Regions from separate parts of the Homo sapiens genome. Here region 2 is linked to region 1. Evidence: chromatin loops called from intact Hi-C (ENCODE). Cell type or tissue: heart right ventricle. All regions are shown on one strand. Each heading gives the region's core, and the rest is flanking DNA. Links, peaks and the distances in the headings are about the cores only.

Region 1 (10,812 bases), core at 1,279-9,278:
AGTCTGTGCTGTGAACCAGTACACTATACTGTCTCGATGTGCCATCAGCATTTATCACTGATTATGCATAAATATCCATGCATAATAAGTGTGTCTGCATATATTCCTCATGCTTTTGGTGGTCTTGCAGTGAAAGACCTTATTTTTGAAAAAGAACTTATCTTTAAAGCTTTTACCTGCAAAAGTCAGATGGGAAGACATAAAGGACCTCATCTTTGGTTATTAGTGGGTGAAAAGAATCTCCATCTGTTCCATTAATCATATTGCACTTGTCTGTTATCCACCAGTCAAGTGACCTATAATTGATAAGCACAAGAAAGAGTAAAGATGATCACATTTGAGTTTAGATTCTCTTAAATGGTCAGGACTTTGCAAGATTTAACTGGAGCTGTCTATCCACAGTATCTTATTCATACACAGACACAACAGTTTTAATTAGATCAAGGGGGAGAAAAAGTAGGTCCCTGGCCCAAATCAGCTTTCATAGAGGCAATGGCCAAATAGCCCAAAACATGTGGTGGTTTGAAAAGTATTTGTGCTGTAGCTACTACACATCACTCAATGACTACTAAGCAAGAGTGGGACTTTTCACTGGCCTGTAATTCATGCCTGGCCATGATAAATCTACAAATCACTAATATTTAATCTGTAAGATGTTTTACCACCATCTTGATTTGTAGAATAATAATTACAAGACTATTTACATGTTTTTATATTTTTCATCCAAAAAAGGCTAAACACATTTTTAAGCAATGTAGAAGTAGACATGTAGTTTAAATGAAAACTGAAAAAATAATTCCACTGATAAATCATTTGACTTACGTTTTCCCATTCCATTCCACAATTTTTGTAAAGTTAAGGTAACTGTCTTCTCCAGTTAGAAAAACATAGTCTCCATCATTAGTCCCATTTTTCTGAAAATATGTGAATATGATCATTTAAAGTAACTGTGATAATTTTATGACAACTTGGCTAGACTATGGTGCCCAGTTGTTTGGTCAAACACTAGCCCAGATGGTGTGGTGAAGGTATTTTGTAGGTGTGATTAATATCTACAATCCGTTAACTTTAAGGGAGGTTACCCTCAATAATGAGTGGCTGGGCCCCCTCCAATCTGTTCAAAGCCTTACAAGCAAAAACAGAGGTTTCTTAGAGGAGGAATTCTCCTCAAGACTGCAACATCGAAATTCTGCCTGGATTTCCAGGTTGCAGCCCACCCTACAGATTTCAAACTCAAGACCACATCATCAACTTTTACCTGAGTTTCCAGCTGCTGGCCTGCTCTATGGATTTCAGACTTACCAGCTCCCATAATCACATAAGCCAATTCCATAATATAAATTTCTTTCTCTCCCTCTTTCTCATCTCTACATATACACCCTCTTGATTCAGTTTCTCTGGCAACCCTAACTGATACAGTAACTAAAAAATTTAATCTTCATCTAACTGTCCTACTAGGGCCTAACTGCTACACAAGACTGAACCAGGACCAGAAAATAGTGACTATTTTGCTAAATACTATATTAACCATATTATTATTTTATGGTTTTAAAAAGTAGGAGCTCAATTTTAAAATGGGCAAAGGATTTGAAGAGACATTTCTGAAAAGAAAATATACTAATGGCCAGAGAGCACATAAAAACATGTTCAGCATCATTAGTCATTAGGGAAATGCAAATCAAAACCACAATGAGATACCACTTCACACCCACTAGGAGGGCAATTAAAAAAAAAAAAAAGAAAAATAGTAAGCGTTGGTGAGGATGTGGAGAAATTGGAACCTTTATACATTGCTAGCAGGAATATAAAAATGTTGCAGTCACTGCAGAAAACAGTTTGTCAGTTCTTAACAAAGTTAAACAGAATTCATAGGACTCCAAAATTCCACACCTATGTATATACTCAAGAGAATTCCACTTCAAGGTATATACCCAATGTTCATATAAAAGCTTGTATGAACAAATATTCATAGCAGCACTTCTAATAATAGCCAAGAAGGAACACAACCCAAATGTCCATCAACTGATAAATGGATAAGCAAAATGTGGTATATCTACACAACGGAATATTCCTCAGTTATAAAAAGGAATGGAACACTGATACATGCTACAACATGGATGAACCCTGACAACATTACACTAAATTTAAAAAGCAGACACAGAAGGGCATATATTATATGACTCCATTTATATGAGATGTCCAGAATATGCAAATTCACAGAGCCAGAAAGTAGATTAGTGGTTGCCAGGGCCTGGGAGAGTAAGACAGGAATAGGAGTGACTGCTAAGAGAGTATGCAGTTTCTTTTTTGGGATAATGAAAATGTTCTGGAATTAGCAGTAATGGTTGCACAACCTTGTGACTATACTAAGGACTACTGAATTGTACATTTTAAAATGGTAAATGTTATAGTAAGTGAATTATTTCTCAATAATAACAAATTTAAAAGCCTAAGTCCAGGACCAGGACCAATTATACCAGAATAGCTACACTGGAAGAAGACGGTATTAATATAGCCCTATTTTCAATTAAGGTTTCTTCAATTGTATATTCTCTCCAAGTTATACTTCTTAAGGGCACATACAGACACTACATTCCTAAAATTCTTTATTTGGGCATGTAGCTATGATTTCTCAGAAATAGCACAGGTAGTAGCTCCTCTATAATAATAGGAGTGAACAATTGTTGAGTATAATATTCCTGGCTCTGTTCTAAAATTTTTGCATGAATCATCTCATGAAATCCTCACAACCACATAAGATAGTGTGGCTATCAGTCTGGTGAATTCAATGATGTAAAAACAAAAAAAGTGAGTTATATAATGCAAATTATCTGAGAAACAGTGAGATATTAGCAACAAGATCTACTTGGCTGATGGATTGAAGCCACTGGGAACAAAAGGGCCTCGAGGGAACCTTTGCATAATATCTCTCAGTAGGAGGCTCTCCTGAAATTATTTCTAGAAGGGAGGTTCAGTCAGGGCTTGACAGGAAATCTGTGCTTCCTCTGGTCCTGTGAAGCTGTATTCCTCTGAGACAGGACCCTCTAGGGAACTCCTGCCTGGTCTGCTTCTCCCGAATGATGCATTCAGAGTTGGTGAGGCCCTACTTTTAGGACTCCTGTCTCTCACACATATAATTTTTTAAAACTTGCTCACAATTCTATTTTAACAATTTCTACGTTTTATATAACCTTGAAGGCCCAGGGACACAATTATTGCTGTTTGCCATAAAAACTGGAATGCTACAGGATTACATGAAGAGGGTAAGACTCTTGAACAGGCAGAGCCAGAAAACAGCTACAAATTTAAAGCTGAGGAGACCCATCACAATCCCAGAGCACACCCCTAATCTAATCCTCTTCCTGGGGTTATTTTATCTTTTACCAACTTCCCAACTATCCACTGCACTCCAGGGTTTTTGTTTTTGTTTTTGTTTTTGTTTTTTTTTTGGCTTTTTTAGACAGAGTCTTGCTCTGTCACCCTGGCTGGAGTACAGTGGTGTAATTTCAGCTCACTGCAACCTCTGCCTCCTGGGTTCATGCAACTTACCTGCCTCAGTCTCCTGAGTAGGTGAGATTACAGGTGTACATCACCACAGCTGGCTAATTTTTGTATTTTTAGTAGAGATAGAGTTTTGCCATGTTGGCCAGGCTGGTCTCAAAGTCTTAACCTCAAATGATCCACCCACCTCGGTCTCCCAAAGTCCTGGAATTACAGGCATTAGCCACCGCACCCGGCCTCAAGTTTTTTTTCTTTCCAAAAAACACTCCATTTTTCACACACTCTATAAGATAACTTAACTCTAGGCAATTTCTAGAAGAAACTCAAAGTTAATCTGGCTTGGGGTGCCCCAACCCACTGTCAGCTAAAAAAAGAGGTTCTGAAAAGAAAAATCTACTTACCTCATAGAATAGGCCAAAATAGGGAGAGATATCGGGCCTGAAAACATGGATAAGGGACAAGATTTCATCTTTGTAGCCCCAGAGCAATTCGTCAACTGTGTGAGTCACAAAGAGCTTCTGCTGATAGGCTTTCAACATGGCCTCGATGATCTCCCTGAGGAAGTGCACCTGGGACCACTCTATGACAGTCTGCGGAGCAGAGGTATATTAAGACAGCAGCATCCCCTCCAAAGCACCTCCATCCACTCTCTCCTACTACCCCATAGCAAAGGGGGTTGGAAATATAAATGTAAAGGTTGAGATTAAATAGCTGAAAAATCAGGCAGTGAGCTCCTTTCTGGCTGCATATGGAAGACAAAGCCTCTTCTCTGTCCTTTCCCAGTACTGCATTTTGTAAGTGTAATATTTACAAAGAGACCATTTGCAGGCTCTGAGTTATCCAGACACCACAAAAGGGGAAAAGCTCTTGTAAACATGTGGGCATCTTTGGCCACAAGGTGGCGCTACCTTCCGCCTAAGCAGGGCCAGAGGCTCATTATAAACCCGACCTACACCCCTGGGACTAGGTGGCAGGGACCTCATACTGTCTAGGTCCTGGGTCCATCATCAGTGTCCAGCTGCATATGGAGCGGTCACCTAGGGGTTAGGGTGGGAGAGTCGGCAGGGGTTGGTGTAGGTGAATTAGAATGTTTACTGGGCCAGCCCAGGAACAGTGGTTCACGCCTGGAGTCCCTGGCCGACACAGGAGGATCCCTGGAGCCCAGGAGGTAGAAGCTTCAGTGAGCTGTGATGGAGCCACTGACTGCACTCCAGCCTGGGCGACAGAGCAAGACCCTGTCTCAAAAAAAATTAATAATAAATAAATTAATTTAATTTAAAAAAAAAGAAAGTCTCATGGGTCTCAGTATAGAATAGATGTAGAATAGGTGTCGTTATTAGGTAGAATTACCATTATAAACAGAGCCCACTGAAATCACAGTAGGCTGCCAGTCTATTGATTTCTGGTGTCAATTTATGAATTTTGAGAGTATAAAATCCAACATAAAAATCTGAAGTAAGAAATGGTATACAAATTTCATTGCTAGAATTTCTGAATGAAAACAAGGGGCAAATAAACATTTTTAAAATTATTAGCTACCAAAAAATCCTAGGGGCATATTTATTTGCACAATTGCTAATCCTGAACACCCAGGAAGAAATTATGAAAACAAATCCTAAAATCTGAATTTTGTCATCATTTGAAAAGACCTTATTTGATACATCTTAGAAAAAAGTCCAAGATGTACTTTAAAGAAAAGAAAAGAAGTATTTTTCTTTTTATATATGTATATTTCAACATAACTTAATGGCTCCTAAATGTAAAATCATAAAGAGCATTAACTTAGCTTTTTCCTTTCTTCCAAAATCCAACTTAATGGTATTAAAATGCCTACTTACCAATACAGGAATATTTAATGTTCTAATTAAGTCAATTTTAGGGTCTCCAACAGATTGGTCTCGTTCAAAAACATAGGCCTTGTTGCTAACAGCAGATATTGTTGTTCCATTATCTCCAAATTGAATATTTGCTTTGTTTCTGAGTTCCCTAAAAGAAAGAAAAGGGTTTTATTTGAAAATAGACACCACTTTAATAAGCAAGACTTTTCCTTTCTTTCAGCATCCAAGTTATATTTTCAATATAACATTCCCAATATAACATTATATAGAGACTGCAGCTACTAAGCCTTAAAAAGCTGGAGATCGAAGCTATAATGTGGGAAGGAAACGAGGCCTAGGATAGAGTCTTCTCAAAAACTTTGTTTTCCTTCTTTTCTTCCCTGATTAGGGAGGTGCAATAGTTGAGGGTCACCTTGACCGGGAATCAAAGCCGATGAACTCTCTCCTGGGTTATGGTTTGGTCCTGAAGTATTTTCAAAATTTTCAGTTTGGTTCACAGATTTAGTTTGAATTTCAATTTGTTTACCAATGTCTTCTTGTTTCTACATTGAATTAAATTGAAATTTTATTTTAAAAAATAATGCCCAAGGCTTAGTAAATTACAGGAGTTCACTCCTGTTTCTTTTTTTGAGATAGGGTCTCGCTCTGTTGCCCAGGCTGGAGTGCAGTGGCATGACTACAGCTCACTGCAGCCTCAGCCTCCTGGGCTCAAACAATCCTCCCACCTCAGCCTCCCAAGTAGCTAGAAGTACAGAAGCATGCCACCACACCCAGCTAATTGTTTTATTTTTTTGTAGAGATGAGGTCTTACTATGCTACCCAGGCTGGTCTTGAACTCCTGGACTCAAGTGATCCTCCTGCCTCGACCTTCCAAAATGCTGGCATTACAGGCATGAGCTACCACACCCGGTCTCTGTTTCTGATATACAGCACAGTTTGGTTCAAGTTAGAGCCCCCAAATGAAGCATTAGAAAGTTCTTAGAAAGCGCCTGGTGCCAGGGCTGGGCCTAGAGTCAGTGTGAGTGATGTAAGAGGTGCCTAAACAAGTAGTAATCAAGATAAATAGTTTAATGCACTATTTATTAAAACCAAAATTTATGCCAAAAATTTATGATGAACAAAATTTTAAATAAAAACAGAATCTGATCTTTTGTTCATCAAATGCCTCACACTAGCCCTAGCCCTAGCCCTGCCTGGTACATAGTAGGTGTTCAATAAATTCCAGTGACTTTTGTTTCTTTCCCTTTGCTTATCTTTCCTTCTTCCTAAACCAGCTAGGGTTATTATGTCTGACATGGTAGCCACTAGTCACATGTGACTACTGAGTACTTAAACTGTGGCTAACTGGAATTGAGATTTGCTGTAAGTGTAAAATATATACAGAATTTCAAAAACAGTGCCAACCTTTTTTTATATTGATTATATATTGAAATGATGCTATTTCAGTTATAATGGGTAAAATTAAAATATATTATCAAAATTAATTTTACCTGCTTCCTTCTACTTTTTAAAAAATGTGGCTACTAGAAAATCTTAAAATCTTAAATTACACATGTGGTTCATGTAATATTTCTATTGAACAGAGCTAATTTAAGAGCACAGGTTAGGAAGGCATTGGCCAGCTGGGCTACCCACACCTCCTCTGAGGCCTTTCCCAACCATAGCAGCACAGGGATTTTTCTCACCCACCTGTGGATGTCCGTACATGTCTTTAGCATTCAATTAGAAACTTCTGAGTGACATCATTTAGATTGTGAAATTATCATGTAGCCTCAGGTAGACTGCAAGCAAGCTGAAGGCTGAAACTGGTACGTAAAAATGCGCCTCGGTGATGATGGAGTTATGTCCCAGTAAACCCATCATAAGTTGAAAACATCGTAAGTTGAAAGTTTGTTTTTGATTCAACAACTTAGTATCTTTCCAATTTACAATGGGTTTATCTGGATGTAACTCTATCGTCATTGGAGGGGCATGCCAAATACATCACTTTCACACAATCGCGAAGTCAAAACATCATTCAAGTTGAACCATCATAAGTCAAGGACTGTCTGTATATTGTATCTCTTTATACCTCTTAAATCCCTTCTAGACTTTAAAATAAAAACAGATGAGAAAATAAATGCATTCATATAGATGCATACAAATAGATGAGTCTTTGTATCTTCTCCAGTAGAAAAAACAAACCATTTTTTTCTGTGCTCTCATACTGTAACAACTTACACAGAAGACTTCTAAGACTTCTGAGACTTCTGGTCACCAAGAAGTGTGTGGCGTTTTCTCTGCACCAATAATTCTGCAGTGTCCTCCAATTCAATTCAATTCTGATACTTTCTACTTGGACATAGCATCAGATTCTACAGGTTGAGACTGCCTTCCACCTCCTATGCCAATCAAAAGCCCCAGGCTGTTTTACCTGTGCTTCTGAACTAATGGCTATAAATTGGGGTTCCCATCCCCCTGTGCTTGGGCTCAATTAATTTGCTAGAACAGCCCAGAGTACTCAGGGAAACACTTACATTTTATTATAAAGGATATTACAAAGTATACAGATGAAGAGATGCACTGGGCAAGGTGTAGGGGAAGGAGCTCAGAACTTCCATGCCCTCTGCAGGCTCGCTACTCTCCAGGAACCTCCCCATGTTTGGTTCTCTGGAAACTCTCCAAATTCAGTCCTTTTGGTTTTTTATGGAAGCTACATTACATAGGCATGATTGATTAAATCACTGGCCATTTGTGATCAACCCAACTTTCAGCCCCTCTCCCCTCCTGGGAGGTTGGGGGGTGGGGCTGAAAGTCCCAACCCTCTAATCCTGTCCTCTTCTTTCAGGACCAGCTCCCATCCAGGAGCCATAGAGGCTGCCAGTCATCAGTCAATTCACTAGCATACAAAAAGACACTTATCACTTAAGCGATTCCAAGGATCTTAGGAGCTGTATGCCAGGAAATGGAGGAAGACTAAATATATATTTCATCATATCACATGTCTATATCCTATACTCTGTCAAGTGTATAGAAGGAAGCATACTTCCTATCACATATACACATATCACACATCATATCACACTAAGCACCAAGCTATGCCCACTAATCCTATAAATAGCTGACCCTTGCATAGCTCTTCAAAGAGTTTAACCCACATTATTTTATTTTATTTAATCCTTACAAGTATGTAGTACAAATACAGCATGTAGTATTGCCCCACTTCACAGCTGGGGACACAGAGCACAGGCAGAAGAGTGAGAACTTGATCCCAAGTCTTTCTCATTAGCACAAGGTGCTCCTCTCTCTGTATGAGACAACCTCTCCTAACAGGTACCTAAGAAACGCCTGTAGGATGAAACCAGCTAATGCCTCTAACAAATGCCTCTAACCAAAGCCAAATCTAATGATAAATTACATGCCCTTCCAGTTTACAAAGAATATATTTAAAAATTTGATAGACACTTCCGTGTTAAACCACTTACACAGCTTGAAGTTCAGTGTTTGCAGTGGACTTTTCATTTGTTAGACAACCATTCCGCTTTCTGCTGGTAATAGCCCTGATTTGCTTTCCTCTCTTGTATTGTACAGCTGTGTAAGACCATCAGTCAAGGTTGCTATGGGACCTGAGCTCAACCAATTCCTTTCCTCTGGCCTCTGAATCCTGAGCACAGTGCCTCAAGATAGAAAACACAGTAAAAGAACCAGGCGTGGTGACATGTACCTGTAGTGTCAGCTACTTGGGAGGCTAAGGTGGGAGGATGGCTTGAGCCCAGGAGTTTGACGTTACAGTGAGCTATGATCATGCCACTGCATTCCAGCATGAGCAACAGAGCAAGACTTTGTCTCTACCAAAAAAAAAAAAAATTTTAATTTAAAAACAAGAAAACTCAGTAAAAGACAGGATTCCTCCCAGTGGCAGACACATGATGTGATGATCAATACACTCTCGTGACCTGGATCTTTAAAGCTGCCCTGCATCCTGCTTTTGTCTTCCAAGCTGCTTTCCTTGATTCTGTTAACCTACTTTATAGCCTTCAAATAGATTCCCGTTTTACTTAAATTAGCCAGAGGTAGTTTATTTTGCTTATAACCAAAGACCCTTCACTTAGAAATCATTAACTCCACCTTTTTATAGATAAGGATATGTGGATTCAGGACCAATCGAAAGTGTCAGGGCCAGGTTTAGAATCCTGGTGACCTCACCTCTCATTCAGGGTATTCCTTGATTTTACACAGAGGTTAATTCACAGTAATTTATTGGAATATGGAGGAGGAGAGGAAATTTCAAAGCCAAACTTTTGTGTAAGCCAAGGCTGGTGCCTGCAGAGAGGGGCATATTGATCAGTTACTGTCCTACAAGATCAAAGAAGACCAAATGAACTTTCAGAAATACAAAGAAGAGTTTGAAAAAACAAAACAAAAACAACAACAAAAAACAAATCAAATTTTCAGCCTAGGCAATTAATCAAGGAACTATACTTAAAAGTGCCCGGCATGGTCCCTGGTATTTAGTAGATGCTAATGAATCTCAGACTATAGTATAACATTTGTGCATTACTATGACGGTCCTTGTCATTAAGACAAGGTTCAGTTATGCTCCATGAACTATTTAATCAGGCAGGAAAATTCATGGTTGGTTTTAGAAATAATTTTAGAAACAATAGACTGAGATAAGGAGTGGAAATCAAAAGGAATAATTTTAATTAGGTGGAAAATTAACATCGGTATATCTAATTCCTCAGAGGTGTTTGATAAATTGGATGCGTATAATACTATCATAGTATCGTTATCTTTCAGTCATATTGGTTCCTTCATTCACCTAATCCTCTGTTGAGAATTACTATTAAGAAGTGATTGGGCATACACTGGATACAAACTAGACTGAGATCTGGCTGGTAGGGTTAACATTCAACCCTGGTTTCATCTTACTCACTGCTTCTGTGCCTCAGTTTCCTCATCTGTAAAATGGAGGTAATAACGTACTCACCTTGTAGGGTTGTTGTGAGAATGAAATCCACATAAATCCAGTTACAACACTACCTGGCACACCTGCTGCTTAGGAGGGATTAGCTACTGATACCATGTGCAACGGCTTGTGCTAAGCTCTTGAGATGGTGTGACATTAAGTCCTGGTTCTGGTCCTCCAAGAATCCACAGTAGAGCATGGGAGACTGCCTTCAGAGGCCACCTCCTTCACAGTAAACGCACTGTGGGCATACAGAGGAGGGAGGGATGGCAACTGGAAGGGGACTCCTGCAAAAGACACTTTTGCTTGATTCTGGAAAGAGTGGGCTTCTGCAGGTGGGAGGGTGAAGGGGGTGTTCCAACAGAGGCAGCGGTGGGGCGAAGGTGGGCAGCAAGCATGAAAGCATTCCCATGTGGGGAGTGAGAAAGCTGTGGTCCTGGAGGAGGAGGACACGCTTTAAAAGACCATCACAGATCCAGGCGAGGCTGGGGTGATGAACACATCAACGTGAAAGGAGTACTGAAG
Region 2 (10,812 bases), core at 1,523-9,522, 200 kb after region 1:
CCATCACTACAAAAAATATTTTTTTAAAGGTTAGCTGGCCATGGTGGTGCACACCTGGGGTCCCAGCTACTTGGGAGGCTGAAGTGGGAAGACTGCTTGAGACTGGGTGGTTAAGGCTGCAGTGAGCCATGATTGTGTCCCTGCACTCCAGCCTGGGTGACAGAGCAAAACTGTTTCAAAAAAAGGAAGCTTGATATGGCATAAACAACATGCTGCAGAGCCTAAATAAATGAACTGTATTGTACTTAGAAGAGCTATTTTGCTTCAGAATATCAAAGTTTCGGTAATAAAAGGCATTGAATATAAAAGAATGAATGGTAACAAGTTATTAGCTATTGTCATTATTTTATAGCCACTACTTTTTTAAAGGATGAATTTATATATATTTATATTTACAGTAGGACAATTTATTTAACCATTCTAACCCTCATTTTGTTCAACTATTAATATAAAATGGGAATAAAAGTACCAATTTTAGAGGATGTTAAAGTGCATTTTATTCTGACAAGGCAGCTGTTTGATCTGTTTGAATATGCATTTCTATGACACATGCCATAAAGTGCATGACTGTTAATAGCGTTTCTATAGTTCTTTTTTTTTTGAAATGGAATCTCGCCCTGTCGCCCAGGCTGGAGTGCAATGGCACGATCTCGGCTCACTGCAACCTCCGCCTCCTGGGTTCAAATGATTCTCCTGCCTCAGCCTCCCAAGTAGCTGGGATTATAGGTGCCCGCCACCATGGCCAGCTAATTTTTGTATTTTTAGTAGAGATGGGGTTTCGCCATGTTGGCCAGGCTGGTCTCGAACTCCTGGCCTCAGGTGATCCACCCGCCTCAGCCTCCCAAAGTGCTGGGATTACAGGCGTGAGCCACCGCGCCCGGCCTCTATAGTTCTTTATGTCTAGGTTCAGCGTATGCTAAGAGGCTAGGATCTCAGACTGTGGAGACTAAGGGTTTAGATTTTAGCTGAGCCACACAATATCATAACTTAAATAATAAGATATTAAAACAATGAGAACGTGTTGATACTTAGTTATATGGTGATATCTTAACTTTAAGTAGGTATCTACATTACTATTTTATCATCTACTTTCTAGTAATAGGAAATCTTTCATGTCTGCATAAATGGTGCATATTCCTTCTTAGCTTTAAGGTGGCTATTTAGTAGGTTTCCAATCTACTGTCAATAATAAAACCTGGTTTGGATGATGTACTATGATAAAACTTTCTTAACTAGAGAACATATGACTAAGACTAACTTTTTCTTGAGAACTTTCTAGTTTTACTATTTACTATTTATTTTTAAAGATCTTCACTTATTCAACACATATTGAATTATATTATCTATACATACATACACACATCTCTCTTTAATAATAATCATAAGGAATAGAAGTTATATATATATCCACATATACATATATGACTAAGAAAGTACTAATATAGGACTATCAGTTTCCCATTTACCTACAGAAATCAGAGTATAGACTTTAATATTTATATTGGCTATATTCCTAAACTGACTTTGTATCTGGCTGCATGCTATGTATAAAAAGTATTTCACCAGAATTAAGTACACGTAAAATATTAGATCACTGTCTAAAATGTATTCCTAGACTCTATTAATCTAATAAAGAAGTACTTTCCAGGAGACTGAGGTGGGAGGATCACTTGAGGCCAGGAGTTCGAGACCAGCCTGGGCAGCATAGTGAGACCCCATCTCTACAAAAATAAAAATAAAATTAGCCTGGCATGGTGGTGCATGCCTGTAGTTTTGGCTAGTCAGGAGGCTGAGGTGGGAGGATCGCTTGAGCCTGGGAGTTTGAAGCTGTAATGAGTCATGTTCGTGCCACTGCACTCCAGCCTTGGCAACAGAGTGAGACACTCTCTTAAAAAAACAAAAAAGTACTTCTTGTGCTCCTTTTGGGGCATATACAGGAAAAGAAATGAAAAAGTCCCATAAAAATTCAAGCTCTGTAACACAGGTTACTTCCTAAGAAAAATGAATGAACAATATCAATTGATAAAATCTCTTCACTTTTGTTATTATCAGGAAAGACTAAATCAGTACACACTTAGTAAATACAGTAAGGGGAAGAAACACAAACTTTACTGTTACACAATTATGTTTGCCTGGCAAGGAATGGGTACATGAACATGATCCGAGGGGCAATATGATCAGGCGAAGAGCCAAACACCTTAGGTTCTTGTCTAGTTTCTGTTACATAACTTCCCTGTGTTTCCATTTTTTTCATCTGTAATTGGAAAGAGTATTCTAGACGATCTCTCATGTTCCTTTCAATTCTAATACTTTATTCCACAAGAACAGTATTAATAAAGCTGAAACAATTTATTCTCCACCTGTCTTTTGAGCTATAAATTTAACAAGAACATTTCCAATTTGAATTAATCATATGATTAAAATAAATGTTTTCTACTCCTAGCCTGGCATAAACCATTTCTATCCTTGAGCAAAGAAAATAATTTGTATATATGCTTTAAAAGCTTAAATTAAGATTTTCTCTTTTGTCTGCTTTCACTTAAAAAAAAAAAACTTCTGGATAATCATTTCATAACATCAAACTTGACATGAGACCAAATTAAAAAAAGAAAGAAAAAGAAACGAGCCAAGTCTTATCTTTCCATCTGTCTATTAAGTATAAGAAGTTCCTCCAGCCCCCTGCAGGAACATTTGTTTTGTAGTTGTCAGTACTGACTCAGCTGCTATAGGTCTGCTTTTACCTTTCACTTTTTAGAGTAAAAACATTTATATTAATCAATCAAAAAGATAAATAGAGAGTGAAAGGGAAAACCATTGAAGTAGCAGCTGAGTTGATATAAACAGCTGTAAAAAACACTATAAAGAAAAGCCTTTTAAAATATCCAGAATAAATATTGACATCTGAGATGTATTAAAGATTTTTTCTTTTTCTTTTATTTTTACGTAGTAGCACTGGTTTTCCCTTTCACCATCTATGAATGCACTTTTTGGTTTGGATCACTGGACAAATGAGTATTGGGATTTCATTCTAATCTCACATTGATTTTAGAGATATTGCCAATCATATCAAATCACACGAGGTTTGGTTTGTCTGTTGGTGGTGGTGTTTTCTGTTTTTCTGTGCTCAAAAAGACACAGCTATGGAATAATAAGGGATGCTACAGGCCAGCATGGCGGTGCATTGGCAGAACTATGCAGAGGTTTGCACAGAATCTTCCTGCACAGTATATAGCTCCAGCCAGTGCTACTAAATCATCACTTTTTTAATACAAAATTCAGCCCCAACTGCTTTCAAAGTAGTAAAAATAAATGCTGAATCAACATCAGGAGATATTTTTGTTGTCAAAAAGCGAAAGTTAAGGGTAAAGCCAAATCTACAGAGCCAATAGTGACAGCTTCTACTGGTCCAAATTCGTAAAGGGGAATTCTGGAGGTTCTCCTAAAGTGGAAAGAGAAGAATAGAAAACAGCATTACAGTAAAACACTTTTGTAAGCTACGAAAGCTACATCTCACATTTTTTTGAAGTACAATTTCTATGTTCACCAGCATAAAATAACTGTGTTAATCTGAAGAGAAATATTAACTTCCAAAACAAGTTTTCTCTTAATTTATGCATTCTAGTTGGAAAAGTTTTGTTTAGACCTGTCATGTCATCAATTTTTAAAAATGAAAACACTTTTTAAAATGAAGAAATCTGACCTTGGGAGAAAATACTAATACTGCCCCTCATAAAACATGTTGATGTTTAATATCAACACACCTTTATTAGTTTCCTTTCACACAAATCTCACTTTTTTTTTTTTTCTGAGACAGGGTCACCCTCTATTGCCCAGGCTAAAGTGAGTGGTGTGATCATGGCTCATTGCAGCCTCAATCTCTCAGCCTCAAGCTATCCTCCCATCTTAGCCTTTCTAGTAGCGAGAACTACAGGCGCACGCTACCATGCCCAGCTAACTTTTTATTTTTGTTTTTATTTTTGTAGAGACAGAGTCCCACTATGTTGCCCAGGCTTGTCTCAAGCTCCTAGGCTCAAGTAATCCTTCTGTCTCAGCCTTCGAAAGTGCTGGGATTATGGGTGTAAGCCACTGCACCTGGCCATGAATCTCACTTTTAATCACAGCTTTTATGTATTATGTCCTTTGATATTTTTCCTTGTTGTTATTTGAATGGTATATACTGAAATATGCACTGAAGCAACAGAGAAAAAATAGATTTTAAGGTTTTAATAGGCTTTAGCAATGCCAAGTCATATGAAAATGAAAAATAAAGCAGAATAATTTGTGTTTTTAGATTTTATATTCAATTCATTATAACAAAAACATTTTATAACAATACAATTTTTTATGATCCCAAGTGAAATCCTTGTTATTAACTTGTTTGATTTTCCTTGCTCAGCTACACCATGTAATTAATGTCACCTTAGGCCAGAGTGTACTTAGCTATATTTACATGGCAGTCATCTCTCAGTGCTCCCTGACCAAACCAAAGGGAGTTACTGTTAAGACAGTCTAGTTAACCATCAACTAGGTGCCAACTCTATTTAGGGTCACTGTGGTGTATTATAAATCTCAGTGATTTATTAAAACTAATGAAGCTGATATGCCCTCCTTATTTCCGTTAGCTCTTTACTATTTAAGACTGTCAAAATTCTTGCTCAGCCACTATTTACATTAGAGCAAAATAAGAGAATGATTCTAATATCATGTTTGTATCTATATGACCCCAAAACATTCATGTAAAAAGCTTGCAGTCATTCATCTGGATCTCGTGCTTCTACAATGCCAAAGATTTAAATGCTTATAAAAACTTAGAAATTCTTTTTATACATTTTAGATGGACATTTCAGTATTTGTGAAAAAATTTCCCAATATGTCCAAATCAGCATGATACTGTATATTGGACCAAATGCAAATTAGCAAACAATGGGTGAGGCTTCTGAAAGGATAATTTTTCCAAACAACAGTATAATGGAAAGCTATAGCAGTTACCAATCATGTAAGAAACCACAGGTGAGTTGAGCTTTATTTAGTACTTTGCGGCTTTTCAAAAAGTTTGTCAATAGACAATGAGTACTTAATCTTTCCAAAATGATTTGTGATTATTCATGAATATGCATTATTATATTGGACTGTGACACAACAGCTCTCTTATTTCCTCTCTCATTGTCAGATTGTCAGCTCTCACTTCTGCCAGAGTGCCTACCTCCACTAGACCCAAGTGAAAAAGCACCCTCCCACCTCATGGTGCACTAAAATCAGCCCCTCCTGCTGTTGTCTGCAGGGTGCGGTCATGACCTTTTGGTATAGGCTTGGTCTGCCCAGACTGGGGTGGACATTCCTGCTATAAATCATCAGGGGAAAAGCTTGTCCTGAGAAAAGACACTAGAACATAAAAAGCAGGCTTCAGAGAGGCAGAGAAAAGCGTGTGTTCCTCTCTGACCTTTTGTTTGTTGAGTGTACCCTTTAAGCAGTCTAAGGTTGCTTAAGGTTGCTCAGAGGCGGCACTGGTTGAAATAACATTGCCACAAGGATTTAGGTTAAGGGTTATGCAAGGAGGTTTACAAAAGGAGGCAGTGTTATTCAAACGCAACCCCCCAATAAATTATGAAATCAATTTAGTGAGCTTCAAATAAGCATCTGAAGAGAACAGAAAATAGCTGGCATCACATGTAATAGGAGTAAATATTGTTTTATGAATCTTGCTTCAGTTGCATGTGTGTTGGATCATAAGATGAACTATATTTCTTACTTTGGAAGACACTGCTGTAAAGGACCCACATCTATAACTGAGATTATACAGTTTCATGTTACTCTCTATGGCTTAGACTTTAGTAAAGTCCTGTCTAAATTCCATCCTTATCTTAGCTTTGATAAATGTTGAGGTATCTTATTTCCATGCGCGAGCCAAGTAGAAACAGCCCCCTCCTGTGGCCGGCTGGAGTGATAGCGGTAATTAAAATGGGGTGCCCAAAGAAGGGCAAATGTCTGGAAGAATTCGTGCTGCAATATATGGAGCTTTCCTCCATGTACTGTTACCCTATAGAATTGGTTTCATTTTATAAAGGGAGTATGGCAGCTTCCTTATACTCTATTTCTTCTAACCTACTGCTCCAAATAGCTAAGGTGTGAGAAACTGACTACAAGTGACAGAACTGTATGTAAATTGTTTCTGCTTGGCTGTCTAAGGGTCTCTTATAGGTAGGATGACTAAATATAGACTTTATCTTCCAAATGGGGACACTATGGAGATGAGAGGTAGCATTCATAAAACAGGACACTGGGCTAGCGGGTGTAAACCGAGACTGTCCCAGGCAAGCCGCCTTGGGTGATCACCCTTCTCACAGGGAATGAAGACCACCACTCCTCTTAATGGCAGCTCCTTGTTTGTTTTTTAGGGTCTTACTGTTTTACAAATGGTTGAAATGAACAAAAGTCTAAACTCTGGATAAACAGATGACAATGATACTGAATAGCTTCTCTTTAGCTATGGAAAGTGAAAGAAAAAAACAGAATATCAAATATTAATGTGGTTTTAAAAGGAATTACATGATGATGAGAGATGACTTATCCTCCTAATTAATTTTTATGTAATTAATTCATTTAATTAATCTTAACATTAATTCAGTTTGGTAGCTTCACAATGATTAGGAGTTAGGAGTTGAAGTAAGAGAGGAGGTAGGCCCCAAAAATATTGAGTAGCAGGGGGATCTGGCTGGTATGGAAGTATTTGCTAAAGTTTAGCTAAGTAAAAATAATTAAGATGGTCTCATTTTTAATGCATTTTTTAGAAACTCACTTGAACTATGCAAAAAATTTTGCTAAGAATGAATCAGAGTACACAATTTAAATAAAAATAGTTTATAAATAGTTTAAAATATAATTTAGCATGCTCTTACTCCAGCTTATAAACTGCTTTTAATTTGAAATTACTTTGATTCCTTATTTTCAAATAAACTATTACTAATATAATATTGATTCTGGATATTAAAGTCTCTAGAAACAGACCAGCAAAACCTAAACTCACCTTGTCTTCATACATCCTTTTGGCTTCCCTTAATTCAGAACGTAGCTGAGAAACAGTAGATTCCAGATCGCTGAGCTGACGCATATACATAGAGTTTTGGTTTCTTGCTTGCTCTCTAAGAAGAGTTTAGAAGGGGAATAAGTGCAAATAGCAAACTAAGAATAAGAGTAACACCTGAGTATTCTAGCTTTTTGACACTACCACTAGTTATTTTATATGGCATTATTAAGCCAATAGTCTTTTATTTTCCAAAACTGACTCTCAAAAGTTTCACCTCAAATATATTGTAAACTGCTGAAGCTGGGTGACAGCTGTATGGGAGTGCATTACACTATTTTCTCTCTACTTTTGTATATGATAGAAAATGTCCATATAAAAAGTTTTAACATACAACTCAAATAAAATTATTTCTACACATATGCATACATTTTACTTATATATATTCATATATATTACACACACACACACACACACACACACACACACACACACGGTTTGGCTCTGTGTCCCCACCCAAATCTCATGTCAAATTGTAATCCCCACATGTCAGGGGAGGGACCTGGTGGGAGGTGATTGGACTGTGGGGGCAGATTTCCCCCATACTGTTCTCATGATAGTGAGTTCTCACAACATCTGATGGTTTAAAAGTATGGCACTTCCCCCCTTTCCTGCTCCGCCATGGTAAGATGTGTTTGCTTTCCCCATGATTGTAAGTTTCCTGAGGCCTCCTAGTCATGATTTGTTAAGCCTGTGGAACTGTGAGTCAACTAAACTTCTTTTCTTTATAAATTACCCAGTCTTGGATAGTTCTTTATAGTAGTGTAAGAATGGATTAATACAGAAAACTGGTACCAGGAGAGTGGGGCACTGCTATAAAGATATCTGAAAATGTGAAAGTGAATTTGGAACTAGGTAACAGGCAGAGGTTGGAACAGTTTGGAGGGATCAGAAGACAGAAAGACGAGGGAAAGTCTGGAACTTCCTAGAGACTTGTTGAATGGTTGTGACCAAAATGCTGATAGTGATATGGACAAAGAGTCCAGGCTGAGGTGGTCTCAGATGGAGATGAGGAACTTCTTGGGAACTGGAGTAAAGATCACTCTCACTATGCTTTAGCAAAGAGACTGGTAGCATTTTGCCCCTGCCCTAAAGATCTGTGGAACTTTGATCTAGACAGAGATGATTCAGGGTGTCGGGCAGAAGAAATTTCTAAGCAGCAAAGCATTCAAGATGTCACCTGACTGTTTCTGAAAGCATACAGTCATATATATTTACAAAGAGATGGTGTGAAATTGCAACTTCTATTTAAAAGGGAAGCACAGTGTAAAAGTTTGGAAAATTTGCAGCCTGACCATGTGGTAGAAAAGAAAAACCCATTTCCTGGGGAGAAATTCAAGCTGCCGGCTGCAGAAATTTGCATAAGAAGAGGTGCAAGACAATGGGGAAAATGTCTCCGGGGCATGTCAGAGATCTTTAGGCAGCCCCTTCCAACACAGGCCTTGTGACTTAGGAGGAAGAAATGGTTTTGTAAGCCAGGGCCCTCTCTATCGCTCTGTGCGTCCTCGGTACATGGCACCCTGTGTCCCAGCTGCTCCAGCTCCAGCCATGGCTAAAATGGGCCAAGGTACAGCTCGGGCTGTTGCTTCAAAGGGTGCAAGCCCCAAGACTAGGCAGCTTCCATGTGGTGTTGAGCCTGGAGGTGTACAGAAAGCAAGAGTTGAGGTTTGGAAACCTCTGCCTAGATTTCATAGCATGTATGGAAATGCCTGGATGTCCAGGCAGACATCTGCTGTAGGAGTAGAGCCCTCATGGGGAACCTCTACTAGGGTAATGTGGAGGGGAAATGTGGGGTTGGAACCCCCACACAGAGTCCCCACTGGGGCACTGCTTAGTGGAGCTGTGAGAAGAGGGCCACTACCCTCCAGACCCCAGAATGGTAGATCTACAGGCAGCTTGCACTGTGCACGTGGAAAAACTACAGGCACTCAGTGTAGCCTGTGAAAGCAGCTGCGGAGGCTGTACAATGCAGAGCAACAAGGGCAGAGCTGCCCAACGCCTTGGGAGCCCTGCCTTGCATCAGTGTGCCCTGGAAGTGAGACATGGAGTCAAAGGAGATTATTTCAGAGCTTTAAGATTTAATGACTGCACAGCTGGATTTTGGACTTGCATGGGGCCTGCAGCCCCTTTGTTTTGGCCTATTTTTCCCATTTGGAATAGGAGCATTTACCCAATGCCTGTAACCCAGTTGTATCTTGGAAATAACAAACTTGTTTTTTATTTTACAGGCTTATAGGTGGAACGGACTTATTTTGTCTCAGATGAGACTTTGGACTGAATTTCTGAGTTAATGCTTAAATGAGTTAAGACTAGGGGACTGTTGAGAAGGGATAATTATATTTTTTTTATTTTTGAGATGGAGTCTTGCTCTGTCGCCCAGGTTGGAGTGCAGTGGCGTGATCTTGGCTCACTGCAAGCTCTGCCTCCCGGGTTCATGCCATTCTCCTGCCTCAGCCTCCTGAGTAGCTGGGACTACAGGTGCCCACCACCATGCCCAGCTAATTTTTTGTATTTTTAGTGGAGACAGGGTTTCACCGTGTTAGCCAGGATGCTCTCGATCTCCTGACCTCGTGATCTGCCCGCCTCAGCCTCCCAAAGTGCTGGGAATATAGGCGTAAGCCACCATGCCCAGCCAATAATTGTATTTTAAAATGTGAGAAAGACATGATATTTGGGATATTACAAATCTGAATTGTAATCACCATGTGTCAGGGGAGGGGCCTTGTGGGAGGTAACTGGATCATGGGGACAGATTTCCCCCATGCTTTTCCCGTGATAGCGAGTGAGTTCTCATGAGATCTGATGATTTAAAAGTGTGGCACATCCCCATTCTCTCTCTCTCTTGCTTTGCCATGGTATGATGTGCTTGCTTCCCCTTTGTTTTCTGTCATAATTGTAAGTTTCCTGAGGCCTCCCACTCACGACTCCTGTTAAGCCTGTGGAACTAGGAGTCAATTAAATCTCTTTTCTTCATAAATTACCCAGTCTTGGTTAGTTCTTTATAGCAGTGTAAGAATGGACAAATATGAATACTTAAAACAGCCAATCCCAGGAGCCCCAAATACTTGCAAAAATACTTCTTATATGGTCAGATAACAGTACCTATGTTACATAATACTTCCTGTTCATTTAAATGTTAGAAAAATGTTTCACTTTCTTATGAAATCTTACTAAGCAAGTTCTAAAAGATTATAGAACAGAAAGTTAATGAGAATAATATCTTTAAAATGAAGATGAATGACTAACAGTTTCAAACCACATACTGAATGATTTCCATTTGACTCTGGATACTATTGGCTTGGCTTCGAGCACTGCTAGCTTTCTCAGTAAGTCCTGTTATTTCAACTTCATGTTCACTTATTAACTGCTCAATCCTATAAAAAGAATGTGGTGATTGTCATTTGATACAGAAGATTTTCCTGACTATGAATTATTTTAAAAATTAATGATTTTCAATACTCTCAAATTTAGTATTTTGCTTTGCTTTTGTATATGCTACTCTTTTAATAACAAGTGTCTACAACAAGTCCAAAACCCTTTATCCAAATCTTTTGGGAGTCAGATAGTTTTGGAATTCAGAATTTTTTTTTATTTTACAATGGTAATAAATTGCAAGTAGTAAATATTATATGACACCCCCAATGAGATCTAGGGAAGTGTCCCATTAACGAAACATATCATGAATGCAATAATTTATAAGTATTCACACTAAATTGTAGACTATGGAAAGG

What was found. Peaks named below come from ENCODE experiments on the same cell type or tissue, not always from the same donor. Only the 100,000 strongest peaks of a DNase experiment are listed, where the experiment ranks them.
Region 2: a loop joins it to region 1, with 5 times the contacts of the local background. A loop is called at or near these places in 37 of 110 quality-filtered maps.

What each region holds. Positions count from the first base shown.
Region 1 is chr4:76,175,615-76,186,426 of GRCh38, forward strand. It overlaps SCARB2 (scavenger receptor class B member 2), which reads right to left. Exons shown (of 12, transcript NM_005506.4): 3 at 5,340-5,487; 4 at 3,903-4,091; 5 at 823-914; 6 at 177-296. Among named protein-coding and RNA genes, the nearest start is that of NUP54, 33 kb to the left of the region's middle. RefSeq lists a silencer at 4,454-4,513. In heart right ventricle, for the core only: CTCF peaks have their summits at 4,399 (motif pointing right) and 4,603; a DNase peak (open chromatin) is centred at 4,427; H3K27ac peaks cover 2,755 bases.
Region 2 is chr4:76,372,266-76,383,077 of GRCh38, forward strand. It overlaps CCDC158 (coiled-coil domain containing 158), which reads right to left. Exons shown (of 25, transcript NM_001394954.1): 8 at 10,345-10,455; 9 at 7,025-7,139. Among named protein-coding and RNA genes, the nearest start is that of CCDC158, 43 kb to the right of the region's middle. RefSeq lists an enhancer at 8,309-8,813. In heart right ventricle, for the core only: a CTCF peak has its summit at 5,937 (motif pointing left); no DNase peak of the experiment used is centred there.